Regions from separate parts of the Homo sapiens genome. Here region 2 is linked to region 1. The links are chromatin loops, found by intact Hi-C in ENCODE. Cell type or tissue: heart right ventricle. All regions are shown on one strand. Links, peaks and the distances in the headings refer to the core of each region. The heading gives the core; the rest is flanking DNA.

Region 1 (10,526 bases), core at 1,562-9,561:
AGTATCCCACTGGAGGTTCCTCATGTGATTTATTTGATCAGTGACCAACTGGTGGGTGTTTTTACTGTATAGTCTTTTTTGCTGTGTCCAGAATTCTGGGCTGGGTGTGGTGGCCCACACTTGTAATCCCAGCACTTTGTGAGGCTGAGGTGGGTGGATCACCTGAGGTCAGGAGTTGAAGACCAGCCTGACTAATATGGTAAAACCCCGTCTCTACTAAAAATACAAAAATTAGCTGCGAGTGGTGATGTACACCTGTAATCCCAGCTACTCAGGAGGCTGAGACAGGAGAGTCGTTCGAACCTGGGAGGCTGAGGTTGCAGTGAGCCGAGATCATGCCACTGCACTCCAGCCTGGGGGACAGAGCAAGACTCTGTCTCAAAAAAAAAAAAAAAAAGAATTCTGCAATACATTTTATGTTCATATGTCTGTGTATATGTATGAGTATATGTAATGGATACATTCGTAGAAGTGGGATCCTCAAATGAATCACATTTTAAATGTGTTACTCCTATTGCAAATTGCTTTCCCCAAGAGATTATACTAGTTTGTATCCCCAGTGACAATATACAAAAGTGCTGTTTTTCTCGCAGCTTCACAAACACCACAGGAATTACTTTGAATCATACTACGTGCAGAATTCTCTATTATCCTTTTCTTACCCACACAATGGGTGGGTTCAGTCACTTGACAGGTGACAGCCTGATGATGACAGTGAAGGAGGATTTGGCAAGGGATTTTATTCCTTGCAACAAGTCAAGTAAGGAGAATACCAGGGATAGCTCCCAATGCGGTGCCTCCCCAAGCTGGGGGCTGGGTCCGGTAATGAGGTGTAACCTGATTGGATCTTGCAATGAGGTGATGCTGGGATACTTGATATGACTGGATGTGGCCATGGGGTAATGCCAGAGCTCAATCTGATTGGATTCTGGATCCTGCCATACAGTGTCCCCTTCTTAATTCCATCCCACTCCTCAGCCCAAGCACTTAGGTTCTTCCTGTGGTTGCAGGCTTGGTTCATCTAGGCATGCTGAGGTCACATGACTTGAGGGACCATGGCAAACGAAAAACAGCTCTCCATGTTTTTACATAAAAGTGGAACCAGATTGGTCTGGTGTGACTACACTTTTTCACTTAACACATTTGAACACGTTCCTCCTTATTAAGTGGTCTTGATAGGTATAATCATCACTGATAATTTAGGTAAGCATGTTCTTTCTGTCCTTGCCAGTCTGTCAGTGTTAACACGGCATTTATTTTTTTTTAACTTTTTTTTAATTTTTATTTTTTCATCCTTGGGCAAGGGCCATGCTAATCTTCTCTGTATCGTTCCAATTTTAGTATATGTGCTGCTTAAAATGCTTGTGATCTTGACTATTTTTTTTCCTTTTGAACCATCCTTTTAGGACAAATTTCATGGAGTGAAGGTATTAAATCAAAGGACATTTTTGCCAAATTGTTTTATACAAATTATTTTACCAAATTACACCCCTACCAATAATGTATGAATGCCAGAGTGCCAGAAGCATTTCCAGGTTGGGTATTATAATTTAAATTTATGTTTTCTTAATTGAAATATGGCTCATTTTGTAGTTTTAATTTGCACTTATTTGATCAGGAAGTTTGGCCATTTTGCCCTAATTTTTTTTTTTCTATTTTATTTTACTTGTCATCTAAACAATCTATTCATGTCCTTTGTCCATTATCTCTTGGGGCCCTCATCTGCAGCACTGGATATGCATTTAAATATTATAGATCTTAATCTTTTTACCCCATGTGGTTAAAATTCTCCTTAATCTTTTAAATGTTGTTATTACTATATGGAAGTTTTAACTGTCTCTGAGGCAAGTCTGATTTTTTTCTTTTATAATCATCTTTTCACTTCTTCAGATCTTAGGATGATGTCATTTTCCCAAAGACCCACAACTCTCTTCTACCAATTTTAGTGATTACATTTTTAAATTTATCTTTAAAATTTAAATTTAAATTTAATGGGCATTTATTTTGATGGAAATTATAAATCTAATTTTTTGTAAATTACTATCTGATTATCTAAATACCATGTAATCATTAATTTTTCTCAGTTTGTGAGGTTTGAGTTATTATTATTATTTTTTTTTTTTGAGATGGAGTCTCACTCTGTCGCAAGGCTGAAGTGCAATGGCGCGATCTTGGCTCACTGCAACCTCCGTCTCCCAGGTTCAAGTGATTTTCCTGCCTCAGCCTCCTGAGTAGCTGGGACTACAGGCGTGCACCACCACACTCAGCTAATTTTTGTATTTTTAGTAGAGACGGGGTTTCACCATGTTGGCCAGGATGGTCTCGATCTTTTGACCTCGTGATCTACCCGCCTCGGCCTCCCAAAGTGCTGGGGTTACAGGCGTGAGCCACTGTGCCCGGCCATGATTTTTTTTTATTACACTTTAAGTTCTGGGATATGGGTGCAGAATGTGTAGATTTGTTACATAGGTATACATGTGTCATTGTGGTTTGCTGCGCCCATCAAGCCGTCATCTAGGTTTTAAGCCCCACATGCATTAGCTATTTGTCCTATGCTCTCCCTCCCCTTACCCCCATCCCCCAATAGGCCCCAGTGTGTGATGTTCTCCTCCCTGTGTCCGTGTGTTCTCATTGTTCAACTCCCACTTATGAGTGAGAACATGCGGTGTTTGGTTTTCTGTTTCTGTGTTAGTTTGCTGAGAATGATGGTTTCTAGTTTCATCCATGTCCCTGCAAAGGACATGAACTCATCGTTTTTTATGGCTGCATAGTATTCCGTGGTGTATATGTGCCACATTTTCTTTATCCAGTCTATCATTGATGGGCATTTGGGCTGGTTCCAAGTCTTTGCTATTGTAAATAGTGCTGCAATAAACATATGTGTACATGTGTCTTTATAGTAGAATGAGTTATAATCCTTTGGGTATATACCCAGTAATGGGATGATTTATTATGATTTATATGTGTACATACACAAACTTTTTTTCACGCAATCTTTTTTTTTTTTTTTTTTTTTTTGAGAGAGCGTCTCACTTTGTCACCCAGGCTGGAGTGCAGTGGCATGATCTCAGCTCACTGCAACGTCTTGTGCTCAAGTGATCCTCCCACCTCAGCCCCCCAAGTAGCTAGGACTACAGGTGCACACCACCACACCTGGCTAATTTTTTTATAGTTTTTTTTTTCCCAAATCAATAGGTCTTTTATTGCATCATTTAAATATCACATATAGGTCTTAGGAAGCATCCGGCATCTTGTTTCTGTAGCTGGACAACTCTTAGATCTTATTAATCAGCCTCCTGAATGGTTCGTTTTTTCAGAGACATAGATACCATCCAAAAATTTCCTGATATCCTTGTTTTTAACCTTGTGGCTTGCTGAATCAAAGCCACTGAATTTGAAACAAGCTCAATGTCATTTCCTTCAAGGATTAATTCATCTTTCTGAGTTTGAGATACTGAACAAGGAACACCTGGCCTCATCCAAATCCTGCAGATGTATTTTTCACCCAAGAAATTTCAGATTTCAACAGAAGACCAATTCTCCTGGATAATGATGTTGATGGGGAAGTGCACATACACAGACCTCATCTTGTAACGGAAGCCCAGTGTGACACCCTTGATCATGTTCTGTGCATAACTACAAATAGTCTGAACGGTGGCCAGCTCCTTTCTGTTACCCCACCATTTGTCAACCCGGGGCCTCTTTTTTTTCTTTCCGAGAAGACTGAGTTCTACGTTGATGTGATTGAAGTCCCTCCGCAGGGTTCCTCTGGGGCCCTTCACAATAACTGTGCATCCCTTTAGAGTAATATTGACATTTTCTGGAATGTTGACAGTCTGATTGCTGAGAATGGTCTTCATTCTCGCAGTAGACGTGGCAAAAAAAAAAAAAAAAAAAAAAAAAAAAGCAAGCATCTTTTGTGGCTCACGCCTGTAATCCCAGCACTTTGGGAGGCCAAGGCAGGTAGATCACGAGGTCAGGAGATCAAGACCAGCTGGGCCAAGGCATGGTGAAACCTGTCTTTACTAAAAATAGAAAAAAATTAGCTTGGTATGGTGGCGTGCACCTGTAATCCCAACTACTTGGGAGGCTGAGGCACAAGAATCATTTGGACCCAGGAGGCGGAGGTTGCAGTGAGCCAAGATCGCGCCATTGCACTCCATCCTGGGAGACAGAGTGAGACTCTGTCTCAAAACACAAACAAGCAAAACAAACAAAGCAGAAAGTTTGGCCGGTAACAGAAGTAACACTCAGAAAAATACTCCAGCTGACCTAGAGGAAAGCAAATAACCTCCACTGTCAACTGCAGATGGAGAAGTGCAACCTCTAGGAACTGAAAGCAGTCCCTGATTGGCAACTCACAGGAAAAAGATACCTCAGGCCTACAACCACAAAGAATTGAACTCTGCCATCAAGCGGTGAGCTTGGAAGATATAGGAGCAGGAAAACCACCTCCATCCTCTTACGGTCCTGAGAATTGAGATAAGATAGATTACAGGAAAAAAGCATACACATTTCTTTACAGATGTTTTACAGGAGTCCTCCTAAAATAATGAAGACCCAAAGAAGCAGTTATTGTCAGTTTCTTCCATTCTGGATTGGACGCAATAGTAAACTGTGAACATGTGTAAGGCGAAGGGGCTTGCACTAGGATAGTAAATAGGGTAGGAAAATAGCTAGGAAGAGAAAGGCTTGTTTGTACAGAATTTCCTTGACCTCAACTTTCTCGTCCTTGATGGCAAGGATGTTGCATCTTACTAGTATAGGGAGGGCGTCTTTCACATGGGAATTTAATCTTCTGATTTTAAGAAACAGCATGAAGGTCAAAGTGATCTTTTTGCACCTGCTGTTTTTCAAGTGCCTTTAACTTAAATAATCAGTATTCCAGGATAGCATATTTTAACTCCTTCAAAAAGGTCCCTGAGCCCCAGATGAGATTGTTGGCAGCTCCAGTCAACACAAGCCCAGCCATGCCATAGCTGTATTCTTACCTACAGAACCGTGAGCTAATAAATGGGTATTGCTCCAAAGCTTCTACATTTGTGGTAATTTGTTACGTAGCAATAGAAAACAAATATAATGGCAACATGCAATTTAGTACTTGATCCCTCTCCTGTCATTTACTCATTGTTTTGCATGTATAAATCTTGCCTTCCTTAACCAGATTATAACCTCCCTGAGAACCAGACCAAATTTGATGTTTTTTCTGCATAGCCAAATTATCTACCATGCCATAGGGGCTACACTGGGAGGAAGGTGGGGTGAGTGTTTAACATCCTGGCTTTAGAATCAGCCTGCCTTGATCCTTTTGTAGTTCGTGAGTATGATGACTGGGTGTTCACGGCCGTGTGTGAGATGTGCCACCCTCAAACCTTGTTGCAATGTCAGTGCATTACCTGTCTAACCTGAAAAAAAAAAAAAAGAATCAGACTGTCTTGGCTTAAATCTTGGCTTAAACTTTCTAAGCTTTAGTTCCCTCATTTTAAAATGGGAATAAAATGCGTTAGGAAAATTATGGAAAGATACACAAACATTGTTATCAGCAGTTACTTCAGAGGGAACGATTGCAGGATCAAATATCATAGGAGGTTTTTAGGATTAAATGAAATGATGCTTAGAAAGTTCTTAGGACAGTGCATGGCACATGGTAAAGCTCTATTAATACTAGCTCCGTGTTTGTAGAAAAACAGACCCTTTGACATGCTCGCCCTTCCTGCAGTTCCATATGTGCTAAATTTGTTTAGTATCACATGACACTGGCCCTGTCTCCCTACACACGCCCACGCATCCCCACCTCCACCTCCTGGCCACCCACCAGGGATAGATAGACTAAACCCAGCCATTAGACTTGACTGACAACCAGTTTAATCTCCTGAAAATCTGGAATCAAGCCAGTGAGAGACCACGCTGCTTTGCTGTGTGGGATGAGCTGGAACACCAAACGGAACCACATCTGGATTCATGTCCAGAAAGAGTCAGAGCCACATGCCCGTACTACAGTTACAGAATGGCAGACGTCAAGAGGAAGCTGGTTTCTTTAGAGGAACACAGAGTGGACATGCAGAAAAGGACAGGGATGAAAGACAGTGTCCCCAGAAAAAGGGATGGGACAGTACCTTCCAGGGGCTGGCAGTTTCCAGCACCAGTTCCCACAGTGCCTAGCTGGACTTGTTTCCCCAAGATCTCCATGTCCTCATAAGTGTCCTTTGCAAACAAATAAGCCCTAGCCAAAGAAAGGCTGCTGTGGGTGACAAATCAGACAGTCGGTCATGTTCTAATACATCCTGGGACACCGGGCTCTGGTGCTGACTCCACATCAATGTACAAGACAATTAAATGGTATTTGTAGTCTTTTTCCAGACCTTTTTTCAACTGTCAGCACAGTTGAATTCCCAGTGGCCTCTGGAGGGCACTATTCAGTTAAGTTTATTCCACGGTAGTGAGCACTACACCAGCAGAGCATTTAAGGAAAAGGTGTTTGAAATAATAGTTACCATTTCCTGAGTACCAACAACATGCTAACCACGGTGCTGCTTGCTTTACGTATATTGTATCTTAAACAATCACAACGGCTGTTTCCATCCAGCAATTGGAGATTGTTTTCGAGCATGGTTACTTGTTTCCACAGGCATGCTATTAACAGGTGTCAAGCAAAAGGAAAGCTTTTTTTTTTTCCTCTTTTAATGAACAGGAAGACTGAGTTTACAGCTCCTGATGCGAACCAGTTCAAGTTCAGTTGCCCCTCAATGTACTCCTTTTTAATTAGAAAAACAACAAATGTAGCACCATTGCAACACAGAGGGGAAAAGATATTTGGTACGGGGGTATAAATATCTGGGTCCCTCTTCTCTCTCAAGGTGAGGCAAAATGTTTCCTGTCTCCTGCCTTTTATCCATGCCCCCAAGATAATCGTGTTGGTTTCATGCCCGGCTGTGGGCTGCTAGGGAGTGGGAGCTGCTCCACAGGGAAGAAGTTTTTGTTCTCTACCTTGCTCAATGCCACCGTGGTGGGGAGGGTAGGAGTGAGGCTCCAAACCTTTTCAGGTAACAGTTCCCTGCAAAGTCTGAAAACAACCACTGACCTGTCTCCCTTTTATTTTTTACAAGATATTTGAGGCCAGCCACGGTGGTTCATGTCTGTAATCTCAGCACTTTGGGAAGCCGAGGCGGGTGGATCATTTGAGGTCAGGAGTTCAAGACCAGCCTGACCAACATGGTGAAACCCTGTCTCTACTAAAAATACAAAAAAAATTAGCCAGCTGTGGTGGCACGCACCTGTATTCCCAGCTACTTGGGAGGCTGAGGCAGGAGAATCACTTGAACTCGGAAGGCAGAGGTTGCAGTGAGCCGAGATCACGCCACTGCACTCCAGCCCGGGTGACAGAACAAGACTCTGTCTCAAAAAAAAAAAAAAGATATATGAAACCTGTTTATTCGATATTATCAATGTAAATTAAAACATTTATCAGATATTACCCAAATGAGCCACATGCATTAGGTATATGCTTCTCATTTACTTCTTACAACATCCCTATGAGGTAAGAGGCGAGTATTATTACCTGCATTCACAGATGAGGAAATATAGGCTGAGAAAGATTGGATAAACCCATCTATTAAGAGACAGAGCCTGGAATCGAGCCGGGGTGACCTGCCTCCAAGACCTGAGTCTTTTTTTGCTGGGATGCTCTGTCAATTGCTACCCATATGCCAAATAGTGTGTCTGTCCCTATAGACAGCACGTCCATTCCCCAGAAAGGAGCGTAACCTTCCTGTAGGCAGCAACAATTCTGTAAGTGGCATCCTGGCCAGGGAACCTTGCTCTTTATTCATGAGGTCACTGTCTTGCCACTTCCCCACTATGGAGGGGTGAACCGGGAATCAGAAAATCTGGGTTCTGAACACTTTCTTAATCTATATTTATTCATTTAAGGATATTTACTGACCACCTACTGTTTCAGCTCTGGAACTGCATATTGGGGAAATACTCTTCTATAAAACATATAAAGTCCCTGGTTTTCTGGGGCCTTTATCCGTGCCTTGGAAAACTGACTTATCCTTGTAGGCGTAATTGTGATTAATAACGATATGAAGGAATTTTTAAAGTAAGCTTTCTTGTTATATAATAGCTTTCCTGAGGCTGGGTGTGGTGGCTCATGCCTGTAATCCCAACACCTTGGGAGGCTGAGGTGGGTGGATCACTTGAGATCAGGAGTTCGAGACTAGCCTGGCCAACATGGTAACACCCCGTCTCTACTAAAAATACAAAAATTAGCTGGGTATGGTGGCATGCGCCTGTAATCTCAGCTACTCAGGAGGCTGAGGCAGGAGAATTGCTTGAACTGAGAGGCAGAGGTTGCAGTGAGCTGAGATCACGCCACTGCACTCCAGCCTGGGTGATAGAGCAAGACTCTGTCTCAAAAAAAATAAATAAATAAAAAAATAAAAATAATTTTAAAATGGCTTTACTGAGATGTTCACCTACTATAAAATTTATCCTTTAAAATGTACAATTGAGTGGTTTTATAGATTCACAGCATTGAATATCACCAATATCTAATTTTAGGACGTTTTTATCCTTCCAAAAAGAAGACACATACCTATTACAGGGATTCTCCATACTCCGCTTCTCCAAGCCCCTGGAAACCTACTTTCTGTTCCTATAGATTTACCTATTCCAGATATTTCAGTACATGGTCTTCTGTACTGAAAGTGTAATGACTTCAGTGCTCATCTGTGTTTCAGTATGATTCAGAACTTTACTTTGTTATATTGCCAAATAGTATTCCATATGTTTAACCACATTTGTTTAACCATCCATCCATTTGTGGACATTTGGGTCATTTCCACTTTTTGACTATTATGAATCATGCTGTGAACATTGGTGTACAAGCTTTTGTGTGAGTATGTTTTCAGTTCTGTTGGATATATATGTAAGAATGGAATTGATGATGATATAGTAACTCTATGTGTAACTTTTTGAGAAATCTCCAAATTGTTTCTCAGGACTATTTTACATCCCCACCAGCAGTGTATAAGGGTTCTAATTTCTCCACATTCCTGCCAACACTTGTGACCTGTCTTTATGAGACCAGCCATCCTAGTGGGTGTGAAGCTGTATCTCACTGTGACTTTGATTTGTATTCTCTAATGATTAATCATGTTGAACACCTTTTCATGTGTTTTTGAACCTTTGTATATCTTTGGAGAGATGTCTATTTATTTTATTTTTTAAGACAGGGTCTTCCGCTGCCACCCAGCCTGGAGTGCAGTGGCATGAGTGCAGTGCAGAGGCTCACTGTAGCCTCAACCTCCTGGGCTCCAGCAATCCTCCCACCTTATTCTCCTGAATAGCCAGGACTACAGGCATACGCCACTACACCTGGCTAATTTTGTAAAAAATTTTTTTGTAGAGACAGGGTCTTGCTGTGTTTCCCATACTGGTCTCAAACTCCTGGCCTCAAGCCATCTTCATGCCTCAGCCTTAGAAAGCACTAGGATTATAAGCATGAGCCACCATGCCCAGCTAGAAATATCTATTTTAATTCTTTACCCACTTTTACATTGAGTTGTAAGAATTCTTTATATAGCCTAGATACAAGTTCCTTAGCAGATATATGATTTGCAGATATTTTCTCAGGCAGCTGCACATATTAAACAATTGCCATGGATTGTTTTCAACAAATAACCTAGGGACAAGGCTACTTTTGCAGCATCAGCTCTGAATCAAGTCAAGTAAGGAGAAACCTTGAAAATGGAGCCTTTCAGAGAGCTGTTGGACAGGTCAAGTAATAACAATTCTGTGAAGATAGAGTTTTTGGGGGCTTCCAAACTTGTTCTGCCTCAGTGGCTGCTAGTGATGTTTCAAGCTTTTGGCTAACTTCCAGAGTTCTGAAAAAGTTGATTTTGGTCATTTTTTCTAGTGTTTTTGTTACTCTTATAGAGGTGTGGATTTTTGGAGGTCTTTATTTTTATCATTCCAGAAGGGCTTTTTCCAGTAAACTTATCTTTGAAATACGATATACGTAAAGGCACATATCAAAAGTATTCAGCTTAGTGAATTTTTTTTTTTTTTGAGACAGTCTTGCTCTGTTGCCAAGGCTGGAGTGCAGTGGCATGATCTCAGCTCACTGCAACCTCTACCTCCCAGGTGCAAGCTATTCTCCTGTCTCAGCAGAGTAGATGGGATTGCAGGCACCACACCTCGCTAATTTTTGTATTTTTAGTAAAAACAGGGTTTCACCATGTTGGCATGGCTGGTCTCAAACTCCTGACCTCAGATGATCCACCCGCCTCGGCCTCCCAAAGTGCCAGGATTACAGGCATGAACCACCACACCCAGCCCAGCTTAGTGAATTTTTATATTAACCATCACCCAAACTGAGAAACAGAACTTAACTAGTATGTCAGAGCCCTCCTTCTTACCTCTTACCAGTTACTAACCCCCCTTTACCAAAGTAAAGTGGTATCCAATAGCTGTAAGAACTTTCCTATCTATGGCTGGGTGTGGTGGCTCATGCCTGTAATTCC
Region 2 (10,526 bases), core at 1,429-9,428, 270 kb after region 1:
GGAGTCAGAAGAGGAACAGATTGAGATTTGTTCCACACGTGGCTGCCCCAATCCACCCTCGAGTCCTGCTCATCTTCCCACCCAGGCTGCCATCTGTCCTGCCTCAGCCAAAGTTCTGTCATTAAAATACAGCACTCCGAGAGAGTCGGTGGCCAGTCCCCGTGAGAAGGCCGCCTGCTTGCCAGGCTCATACACTTCAGGCCCAGACTCTTCCCAGCCATCATCACTCTTGGAGATGAGCTCTCAGGAGCATGAAACTCATGCGGACATAAGCACTTCACAGAACCACAGGCCCTCGTGTGCAGAAGAAACCACAGAAGTCACCAGCGCTAGCTCAGCCATGGAAAACAGTCCGCTGTCTAAAGTAGCCAGGCATTTTCACAGTCCGCCCATCATTCTCAGCTCCCCCAACATGGTAAATGGCTTGGAACATGACCTGCTAGATGACGAAACCCTGAATCAATACGAAACAAGCATTAATGCAGCTGCCAGTCTGTCCTCCTTCAGTGTGGATGTCCCTAAGAATGGAGAATCTGTTTTGGAAAACCTCCACATCTCTGAAAGTCAAGACCTGGATGACTTGCTACAGAAACCAAAAATGATCGCTAGGAGGCCCATCATGGCCTGGTTTAAAGAAATAAATAAACATAACCAAGGCACACATTTGAGGAGCAAAACCGAGAAGGAACAACCTCTAATGCCTGCCAGAAGTCCCGACTCCAAGATTCAGATGGTGAGTTCAAGCCAAAAAAAGGGCGTTACTGTGCCTCATAGCCCTCCTCAGCCGAAAACAAACCTGGAAAATAAGGACCTGTCTAAGAAGAGTCCGGCAGAAATGCTTCTGACTAATGGTCAGAAGGCAAAGTGTGGTCCGAAGCTGAAGAGGCTCAGCCTCAAGGGCAAGGCCAAAGTCAACTCTGAGGCCCCTGCTGCGAATGCTGTGAAGGCTGGGGGGACGGACCACAGGAAACCCTTGATCTCACCCCAGACCTCCCACAAAACACTTTCTAAGGCAGTGTCACAGCGGCTCCATGTAGCCGACCACGAGGACCCTGACAGAAACACCACAGCTGCCCCCAGGTCCCCCCAGTGTGTGCTGGAAAGCAAGCCACCTCTTGCCACCTCTGGGCCACTGAAACCCTCAGTGTCTGACACGAGCATCAGGACATTTGTCTCGCCCCTGACCTCTCCCAAGCCTGTTCCTGAGCAAGGCATGTGGAGCAGGTTCCACATGGCTGTCCTCTCTGAACCCGACAGAGGTTGCCCAACCACCCCTAAATCTCCTAAGTGTAGAGCAGAGGGCAGGGCGCCCCGTGCTGACTCCGGGCCGGTGAGTCCGGCAGCGTCTAGGAACGGCATGTCCGTGGCAGGGAACAGACAGAGTGAGCCGCGCCTGGCCAGCCATGTGGCAGCAGACACAGCCCAACCCAGGCCGACTGGCGAAAAAGGAGGCAACATAATGGCCAGCGATCGCCTCGAAAGAACAAACCAGCTGAAAATCGTGGAGATTTCTGCTGAAGCAGTGTCAGAGACTGTATGTGGTAACAAGCCAGCTGAAAGCGACAGACGGGGAGGGTGCTTGGCCCAGGGCAACTGTCAGGAGAAGAGTGAAATCAGGCTCTATCGCCAGGTCGCAGAATCATCCACAAGTCATCCATCCTCACTCCCATCTCATGCCTCCCAGGCAGAGCAGGAAATGTCACGATCATTCAGCATGGCAAAACTGGCGTCCTCCTCCTCCTCCCTTCAAACAGCCATTAGAAAGGCAGAATACTCCCAGGGAAAATCAAGCCTGATGTCAGACTCCCGAGGGGTGCCCAGAAACAGCATTCCAGGGGGCCCCTCGGGGGAGGACCATCTCTACTTCACCCCAAGGCCAGCGACCAGGACCTACTCCATGCCAGCCCAGTTCTCAAGCCATTTTGGACGGGAGGGTCACCCCCCACACAGCCTGGGTCGCTCTCGGGACAGCCAGGTCCCTGTGACAAGCAGTGTTGTCCCCGAGGCAAAGGCATCCAGAGGTGGTCTTCCCAGCCTGGCTAATGGACAGGGCATATATAGTGTAAAGCCGCTGCTGGACACATCGAGGAATCTTCCAGCCACAGATGAAGGGGATATCATTTCAGTCCAGGAGACGAGCTGCCTAGTCACAGACAAAATCAAAGTCACCAGACGACACTACTGCTATGAGCAGAACTGGCCCCATGAATCTACCTCATTTTTCTCTGTGAAGCAGCGGATCAAGTCTTTTGAGAACCTGGCCAATGCTGACCGGCCTGTAGCCAAGTCCGGGGCTTCCCCATTTTTGTCGGTGAGCTCCAAGCCTCCCATTGGGAGGCGGTCTTCCGGCAGCATTGTTTCCGGGAGCCTGGGCCACCCAGGTGACGCAGCAGCAAGGTTGTTGAGACGCAGCTTGAGTTCCTGCAGCGAAAACCAAAGCGAAGCCGGCACCCTCCTGCCCCAGATGGCCAAGTCTCCCTCAATCATGACACTGACCATCTCTCGGCAGAACCCACCAGAGACCAGTAGCAAGGGCTCTGATTCGGAACTAAAGAAATCACTTGGTCCTTTGGGAATTCCCACCCCAACGATGACCCTGGCTTCTCCTGTTAAGAGGAACAAGTCCTCGGTACGCCACACGCAGCCCTCGCCCGTGTCCCGCTCCAAGCTCCAGGAGCTGAGAGCCTTGAGCATGCCTGACCTTGACAAGCTCTGCAGCGAGGATTACTCAGCAGGGCCGAGCGCCGTGCTCTTCAAAACTGAGCTGGAGATCACCCCCAGGAGGTCACCTGGCCCTCCTGCTGGAGGCGTTTCGTGTCCCGAGAAGGGCGGGAACAGGGCCTGTCCAGGAGGAAGTGGCCCTAAAACCAGTGCTGCTGAGACACCCAGTTCAGCCAGTGATACGGGTGAAGCTGCCCAGGATCTGCCTTTTAGAAGAAGCTGGTCAGTTAAGTAAGTATCTGCCCACTACTTTTATTTCAGATAAACTTGTTTCATTTTGGAATAGTTTTAGATTTATAGAAAAGTTGCAAAGATAATGCAGAGTTCCCACTTACTTTTTTTTTTTTTTTTTTTTTTTGAGATGGAGCATCGCTCTGTCGCCCAGGCTGGAGTGCAATGGCGCGATCTCGGCTCACTGCAACCTCTGCCTCCCGGGTTCAAGCGATTCTCCTGCCTCAGCCTCCTGAGTAGCTGGGATTACAGGCGTGCACCACCACACCTGGCTAATTTTTGTATTTTTAATAGAGACGGGGTTTCACCATGTTGGTCAGGCTGGTCTCAAACTCCTAACCTTGTGATCCGCCTGCCTCGGCCTCCCAAAGTGCCGGGATTACAGGTGTGAGCCACTGCACCCGGCCACTTCTTACCCACTCTTCCTAATGTTCACATCTCTCATAACCACGGTCCATTCGTCAAAAGTAAGAAATTAATGTTGGAGCAATACCATTAACTACAGACTTCATTCAGATTTTGCTGAATAAATTCTGCTAATATCGTTTTTCTGTCCCAGGATCCAGGATACTACATTCCATTTTAGTGCCCTTGGTTTTTAATATCACTGCTGGAAAAATAAAAGTGCCTGCAGGGAAACATGTTTACCAAAGTGTCGCTCTGAGGAGAGGCTTCTAGAGGACATGGCACTTAAGCAAAAGCAACATGAGAGGGGCATGCAGAGGAAGAGAGAGCACAGCACGGGGGAATTTGGACTTTGGAGGTGGCTGGAGTTAAACGGAGAATTTCTAACATATTTAAAAATATTTCACTTGAGGCCAGCCGTGGTGGCTCACACCTGTAATCCCAGCACTTTAGGAGGCTGAGCCGGGCAGATCACTTAAGGTGAGGAGTTCAAGACCAGCCTGGCCAACATGGTGAAACCCCATCTCTACTAAAAATACAAAAATTAGCTGGGGATGGTGGCAGGCGCCTGTAATCCCACCTACTTGGGAGGCTGAGGCAGGAGAATCGCTTGAACCCAGGAGGCTGATGTTGCAGTGAGCTGAGATCGCGTCACTGCACTCCAGCCTGGGCAACAGAGTAAGACTCAATCTCGAAAAAAAAAAAAAAAAAGCCAGGCCCAGTGGCTCAGGCCTATAGTCCCAGCACTTTGGGAGACCAAGGCAGGCGGATCACTTGAGGTCAGGAGTTCAAGACCAGCCTGGCCAATATGGTGAAACCCTATCTCTACTAAAAATAAAAAATTAGCCAGGCGTGGTGGCAGGTGCCTGTGATCCCAACTACTCGGGAGGCTGAGGCACGAGAATAGCTTGAACCCAGGAGGTAGAGGTTGCAGTGAGCTGAGATCGTGCCACTGCACTCCAGCCTGGGTGACAGAGCTAGACTCCATCTCAATAAAAATAAAAATATTTCACTTGAACATATGTATTGAATATTTTAAAACATGTCAGAAGTGTCCTGTTAAGCTCCAGCATTGGTCCCATAACTTCTTGAGGGGATCTCTGAATTCATAGCAGTTCCCCTTGCCATTGGCAGTGAATGACATTTCTGTTCAGCACTCAGGATTTATTCTTCCATTAGTTTGGAATGGAAGTTTTGACCAAAAGAGAGCAGAAAATACCTGTTCTCTTTTGTATAGTAGAAAGGAGATCATTTTAAATGCATTCTTATAAAATGAAGAAATTGCTTTTTTCTTTAATGTTCTTCAAATATATTTATATTATTTAGTTTGGATCAACTTCTAGTCTCAGCGGGGGACCAGCAAAGATTACAGTCTGTTTTATCGTCAGTGGGATCGAAATCTACCATCCTAACTCTCATTCAGGAAGCGAAAGCACAATCAGAGGTGAGTGAAACACAGAAAGCTCAGGAACATGAATTGCGGCCGCGTGAGTGCCCAGGTATGTGCTGCCTGCCCAGACAGCCGAGGAGAGCCCGCCCCGAGTCCTGGAGAGGGAGGACTGCCTTGGGTTGCGAGTTTCACAGCTCAGTCTGACTTTGGCCTCACGTGCTGCTAGCCAGCTTCAGAAGCTAGACCTTGTCTTGAATGTTCAGGTGCCAGATGGGTGTCACTGCTGTTTTCATCCCCCAAGTAGCAACTAGTTACCATTCTCCTAACTCCTATGTGTGGAGTTTGTTTGCAGAGAGTCCTCAAAGCAGAGCTAGTCATCTCGGAAATACCTCTCGCCACCTAACTGTGGACATAAACTAGTCAAGGGAGCCACCTGCTGGTGAGAGAAGAGTTACATTGGTGTAGTCCCGCCGTTGCCCTGAAATATGGTGGACCCCTGAACAACATGAGGGTTGGGGCACTGACCTTCGAGCAGTGGAAAATCCACATATAACTTTTAACTCTCCCAAAAACTTAACTACTAACAACCTACTGTTGACCGGAAACCTTACTGATAACATAAACAGTCAATTAACACAAGTTTTGTCAGTTATATGTATTATATACTGTCTTCTTACAACAACGTAAGTTAGAGATAATAGAACGTTATTAAGAAAATCCTAAGAGGCCAGGTGCAGTGGCTTACACCTGTAATCTCAGAACTTTGGGAGGCCAAGGCGGGCAGATCACTTGAGGTCAGGAGTTCAAGACCAGCCTGGCCAATATGGTGAAACCCTGTCTCTACTAAAAATACAAAAATTAGCTGGACATGGTGGTGGGTGCCTGTAGTCTCAGCGACTCAGGAGGCTAAGGCGAGAGGATTGCTTGAACTTAGGAGGCAGAGGTTGACATGAGCTAAGATTGCACCACTGCATTCCAGCCTGGGTGACAGAGCAAGACTTCATCTCAATTAAAAAAAAAAAGTCATAAGAGAAAGTGTATTTACTATTCATTAAGTGGAAGTGGTTCATCATAAAGGGCTTCATCCTTGTCATCTTCACACTGAGTAGCCTGAGAAGGAGGGAGGGGTTGGTCTTGCTGCCTCAAGGATAAAGAGGCTGAAGAAACCCTGAGTGTGAGTGGACCTGTACAGTTTGAGCCTGTGTTGTTCAAATGTCACCTGTAGAAGAGCATCTGAACCCTGGAGTACAAGGAATTACAAATAAAATCTTTCAGTAAATCAGTTGTGACAATAAACATTGACAGAAGAAACCACAGGTTCACATCTAGGATACTAATCTGAAGATCAATTTCTTGGGGCTATACGTAGAGATTTGAACCCTAATGAATGAATATTTTCTATTTAGAGAAATAAATATGAATGTTTCTTTAGTGGTAGTATACCTGGGTCACTGAAGTCATCTAAGAATGCTGTTCCAGAAATTCAAATATAGAGGGGCTGTGTGGTTTCTCAGCCAACAGCCAGCCTTGGCACCTAGTAAGGAGTTGGCCAGGAGGCGAGGAGAGAGGTTGGAATAAAGGAGACCAGTCCCTTCAGGTTCCACTCCCTTCTGATTCTCAGCCGCTGATTTGGGTCTGTGCAGTTAAGACATGCCTTGACAGGAGGATCATCTGAGGCCAGGAGTTCGAGACCAGCCTCATCAACATAGTGAGACCCCTCATCTCTCAAAAAAAAAAAAAAAAGATTAAATTTAAAAAATTAGCCAGGCGTGGTGGTATATGCCTGTAGTCCTACCTACATGGGAATCTGAAGCAGGAGAATCACTTGGGTCCAGTAGTTTGAGGCTCAGTGAGCTATGATCGTGCCAGCGCACTCCAGCCTGGGTGACAGAGCAAGACCCTGTCTCTGAAAGAAAAACAAAATGTCTTGAGATGCTAAGCACTTCCGCTTTCAGTAAAAGGGAATAGCCCCTCATCTCTCTTCCTCCTCCCACTTGTTATTACAATAAGGAAGGATTTCATGTGTGAAAGTCTCATTCTGAGACCACCAGTCAAGGGGGCACAGGTGGGGTCACACGTTGCCAGGCCCCCTTTACCCCAGACATTTTAGTGTTAGATGAAATGTCAGAGGAGAAGACCAGACTGTCCAGCCAACCACAAGCAAGATGTACATCTTCAGGAACCTCAAACAAAGTATGGCCAGCATGCCACAGTGCTGCCCGAGGGTGGCTTATTCTAGGGCCTTCCTCACCCCCTACTACTCACGCTCACCACGAGGCAGGGTTGTGGTTTGGTTTGAAGATCATTCCTACATATCAGAACACGGCGTTCTTTTCCCTTTATTTTCTCACTGTCTTCAGAGAGGAGCGTTGAGCAGGGCTATCCTTACTCTGCCATCCTCAGTCTAGAAGCTTCCTGCCTTGCTTTTTCCAATGAGTATGGTTTGCAGGTACTAAAAATAGAACTGCACAAAACTATTTTCTGTGTCCTTGGCAGTGCTGTGAGAGATTCGAGGCTTCGAGGCTGAAAACAAACCCTGGCCTCCTGACTTCAACACACCCAAACCTTGGAGAGCTCTTGATGGTTGATCTGGCCGCCCTGAGACTGTGCTGAGGCTCTCAGAGGCAAAATTTGGCGCAATAGTCAGCTTCTAGCATATCTGTGTCCTTAAACACCACTGGAAAAAAATGTGAATACATTGAAATTTTTGTGATTTAACTTGTCCTGGAATGCAGGAGGGCCTCATTTTCTTTTTTTTTTTCCTTCTCCTTTTTTTTTTTCTTTTCTTGAGATGGAGTCTCGCTCTGTTGCCCAGGCTGGAGTGCAGTGGCGTGATCTCGGCTCACTGCAAGCTCCACCTCCTGGGTTCACGCCATTCTCCTGCCTCAGCCTCCCGAGTAGCTGGGACTACTGGTGCCCGCCACCATGCCCGGCTTTTTTTTTTTTTTTTTTTTAGTAGAGACGGGGTTTCACCGTGTTAGCCAGGATGGGCTCCATCTCCTGACCATGTGAACCACCTGCCTCCGCCTCCCAAAGTGCTGGGATTACAGGCGTGAGCCACCGCACCCGGCGTAGGAGGCCTCATTTTCAAATATTGTCTCTTTGCTCCCATAAGACATTGAAATATCTGAGAAGTGTTCCTATTTTCAGCACCACATTACCTCCTAGAAGCTGGACAAAGACCATTTACTGGGTCCCGTATTCCCATTTTTGTTTGGAAAGCTTAGTCAACCTCTTTCTCCCCATCAATCCGTGTGTGAGCATACATATGGTTGAAGGTGCCCATGAAGTCAACCTCCCAACTCCCCCAAAAGTTCTGCGGGACAGTCTAGGTTTTGGTTTGAGTGAACTTTGGGGGTTTTTTGAGACAGAGCCTCACTCCATCACCCAGGCTGGAGTGCAACTGGCATGATCTCCACTCACTGCAACCTCTGCCCGCTGGGTTCAAGCGATTCTCCTGCCTCAGCCTCCCAAGTAGCTGGAATTACAGGTGTCCGCCACCACGCCCGGCTAATTTTTGTATTTTTCAGTAGAGACGGGGTTTCGCCATGTTGACTAGGCTGGTCTCGAACTCCTGACCTCAGGTGATCCGCCCGCCTTGGCCTCCCAAAGCACTGGGATTACAGGCGTGAGCCACTGCGCCTAGCCATGCTATTTTTTTGGCATCAGTTAATTAATTGTACCTGAAATCCAATGATGGGGAGGGAGATGTAGAAAACATGGCCTTGATATGCTCTTATCCTGCCTCTTGCCACTGACGCTTATCTTTCTGCTGTTGCTAGGACTGGCTTTGCTAAATTGTAGACTTAAAGAATTACAGAATAAAGGATTCCCATCATGATCAAATTATGTACTATGATTTTTTTTTTTTTTTTTTTTTTTTGAGACAAGGTCTCACTCTGTCAACCAGGCTGAAGTGCAGTGGCGTGATCATGGCTCACTGCAGCCGTGACCTTCCGGGCTTAGGTAATCCTCCCACCTCAGCCTCTTGAGTAGCTGGGACTACAAGTGTGCAACACCACACCTGGCTGATTTTTGTAGAGACAGGGTTTTGCCACATTGCCCAGGCTGGACTCGAACTCTTGGGCTCAAGAGATCCGCCCCCTTGGCTTCCCAGAGTGTTGGGATTACAGGCGTGAGCCACCATGCCTGGCTGAGAGCCAAAGAACCTTTAGGGCCTGTGGTGAAAAGCCCCTCCAAGAGGACTGACATCAGAGCTTCCTTACTCCTGGCCCAAGGGGATATGTTTTTCTTTCTTAATTTTTTGCAGCTGTAGCTCAAAGGATAATTTTTGTTTGTTTTCACTAGAATGAAGAAGATGTTTGCTTCATAGTCTTGAATAGAAAAGAAGGCTCAGGTCTGGGATTCAGTGTGGCAGGAGGGACAGATGTGGAGCCAAAATCAATCACGGTAAGTGACAGAGTCATTAGGCTCTCAGGAAAATCCCCCCTCAAGCAGCCTCAGAATGTGATCAGGGCACAAATTCCAATCAGCGGGTTCAGAGATTGCTGGATTTCATTCCCAGCTACCAACATAAAAAGGGAGAAGTGGGAGAAGTAGTACGTAAGGTTTTCGTTGACAAAAGACAAGCATTTTTAACACAGAGCTGACATGTATAGGCCATTTCCAATCCCTATAAACACAATTCGCTATAGCCTTATAATTTACCTCCATATTTTAAGCAGTAGAAAACATTAGAATCAACTGGCCAAACTTGTGTTTATACAATTACTCCCGTCTCAAAAAGTCACTCAAAATTTTACATCATTCAAAAGCCTTCAGGACCATCCAGAGGGTCACCTTCACTGCACGAGCCCAGGCCTCATTCATCTTCGTATTCCCATTGCCTCCTGGATGCCAGGCCCATGTCAGACACTAAAAAGGAGTTAAAAAAAAATGTGTGGAGACACTGGCATTGACATTTGTGTTCCATCCCCCGCACTGAATGTATGTTTTTTTTTATAAAGCAAGTGTCTACCTTAGAAAGTTCCTTTACTACAAGACCCGGCACGGTGGCTCACGCCTGTAATCCCAGCACTTTGGGAGGTCGAGGCGGGTGGATCACCTGAGGTCAGGAGTTTGAGACCAGCATGGCCAACATGGTGAAACCCTGTCCGTCTCTCCTAACAATACAAAAATTAACTTGGCATAGTGGTGTGTGCCTATAATCCCAGCTACTCAGGAGGCTGAGGCAGGAGAATCGCTTGAACCCGGGAGGCTGAGATTGCACCACTGTACTCCAGCCTGGGTGACACAGCGAGACTCCCTCTCAAAAAATAAAAATAAAAAAGGAAGGTTCCTTTACTACAGATACGCAGTTAGTTACTATCTCCCTTTTACCGGAAATCGTAAGTGGATCTGGTTTTTGTTCCCTTTTCCTTTCCTCATCCCAGGTCCACAGGGTGTTTTCTCAGGGGGCGGCTTCTCAGGAAGGGACTATGAACCGAGGGGATTTCCTTCTGTCAGTCAACGGCGCCTCACTGGCTGGCTTAGCCCACGGGAATGTCCTGAAGGTTCTGCACCAGGCACAGCTGCACAAAGATGCCCTCGTGGTCATCAAGAAAGGGATGGATCAGCCCAGGCCCTCTGCCCGGCAGGAGCCTCCCACAGCCAATGGGAAGGGTTTGCTGTCCAGAAAGACCATCCCCCTGGAGCCTGGCATTGGTAAGATGATCATTTCAACAACCAGCAGGCTGTGAGCTACTGCAGAAAGAGGAGATTCTGGTTGAACATGAAGGAAAATAACAGCTAACTAACTTCTAGATCTGAAAAATTAAAT

What was found. Hi-C counts contacts between places; a loop is a spot of excess contacts. Peaks named below come from ENCODE experiments on the same cell type or tissue, not always from the same donor. Only the 100,000 strongest peaks of a DNase experiment are listed, where the experiment ranks them.
Region 2: a loop joins it to region 1, with 12 times the contacts of the local background. A loop is called at or near these places in 76 of 110 quality-filtered maps.

What each region holds. Positions count from the first base shown.
Region 1 is chr5:31,819,277-31,829,802 of GRCh38, forward strand. The region is part of intron 2 of PDZD2 (PDZ domain containing 2); the gene reads left to right. LOC124901200 (small nucleolar RNA U13) reads left to right here and starts at 5,303; the gene lies at 5,303-5,406. It also overlaps the pseudogene RNU6-358P and the pseudogene RPL9P17. In heart right ventricle, for the core only: a CTCF peak has its summit at 6,402 (motif pointing right); DNase peaks (open chromatin) are centred at 6,055 and 6,355.
Region 2 is chr5:32,088,224-32,098,749 of GRCh38, forward strand. It overlaps PDZD2 (PDZ domain containing 2), which reads left to right. Exons shown (of 25, transcript NM_178140.4): 20 at 1-2,952; 21 at 4,684-4,801; 22 at 9,056-9,157; 23 at 10,141-10,411. It overlaps LOC105374711 (a long non-coding RNA gene), which reads right to left. Exons shown (of 4, transcript XR_007058716.1): 3 at 10,088-10,526; 4 at 5,388-9,622. Among named protein-coding and RNA genes, the nearest start is that of GOLPH3, 81 kb to the right of the region's middle. RefSeq lists enhancers at 4,406-4,907, 4,434-4,603, 4,908-5,407, 5,056-5,115, 9,481-10,526. In heart right ventricle, for the core only: CTCF peaks have their summits at 5,186 (motif pointing left) and 5,394; DNase peaks (open chromatin) are centred at 4,938, 5,178 and 7,298; H3K27ac peaks cover 2,455 bases.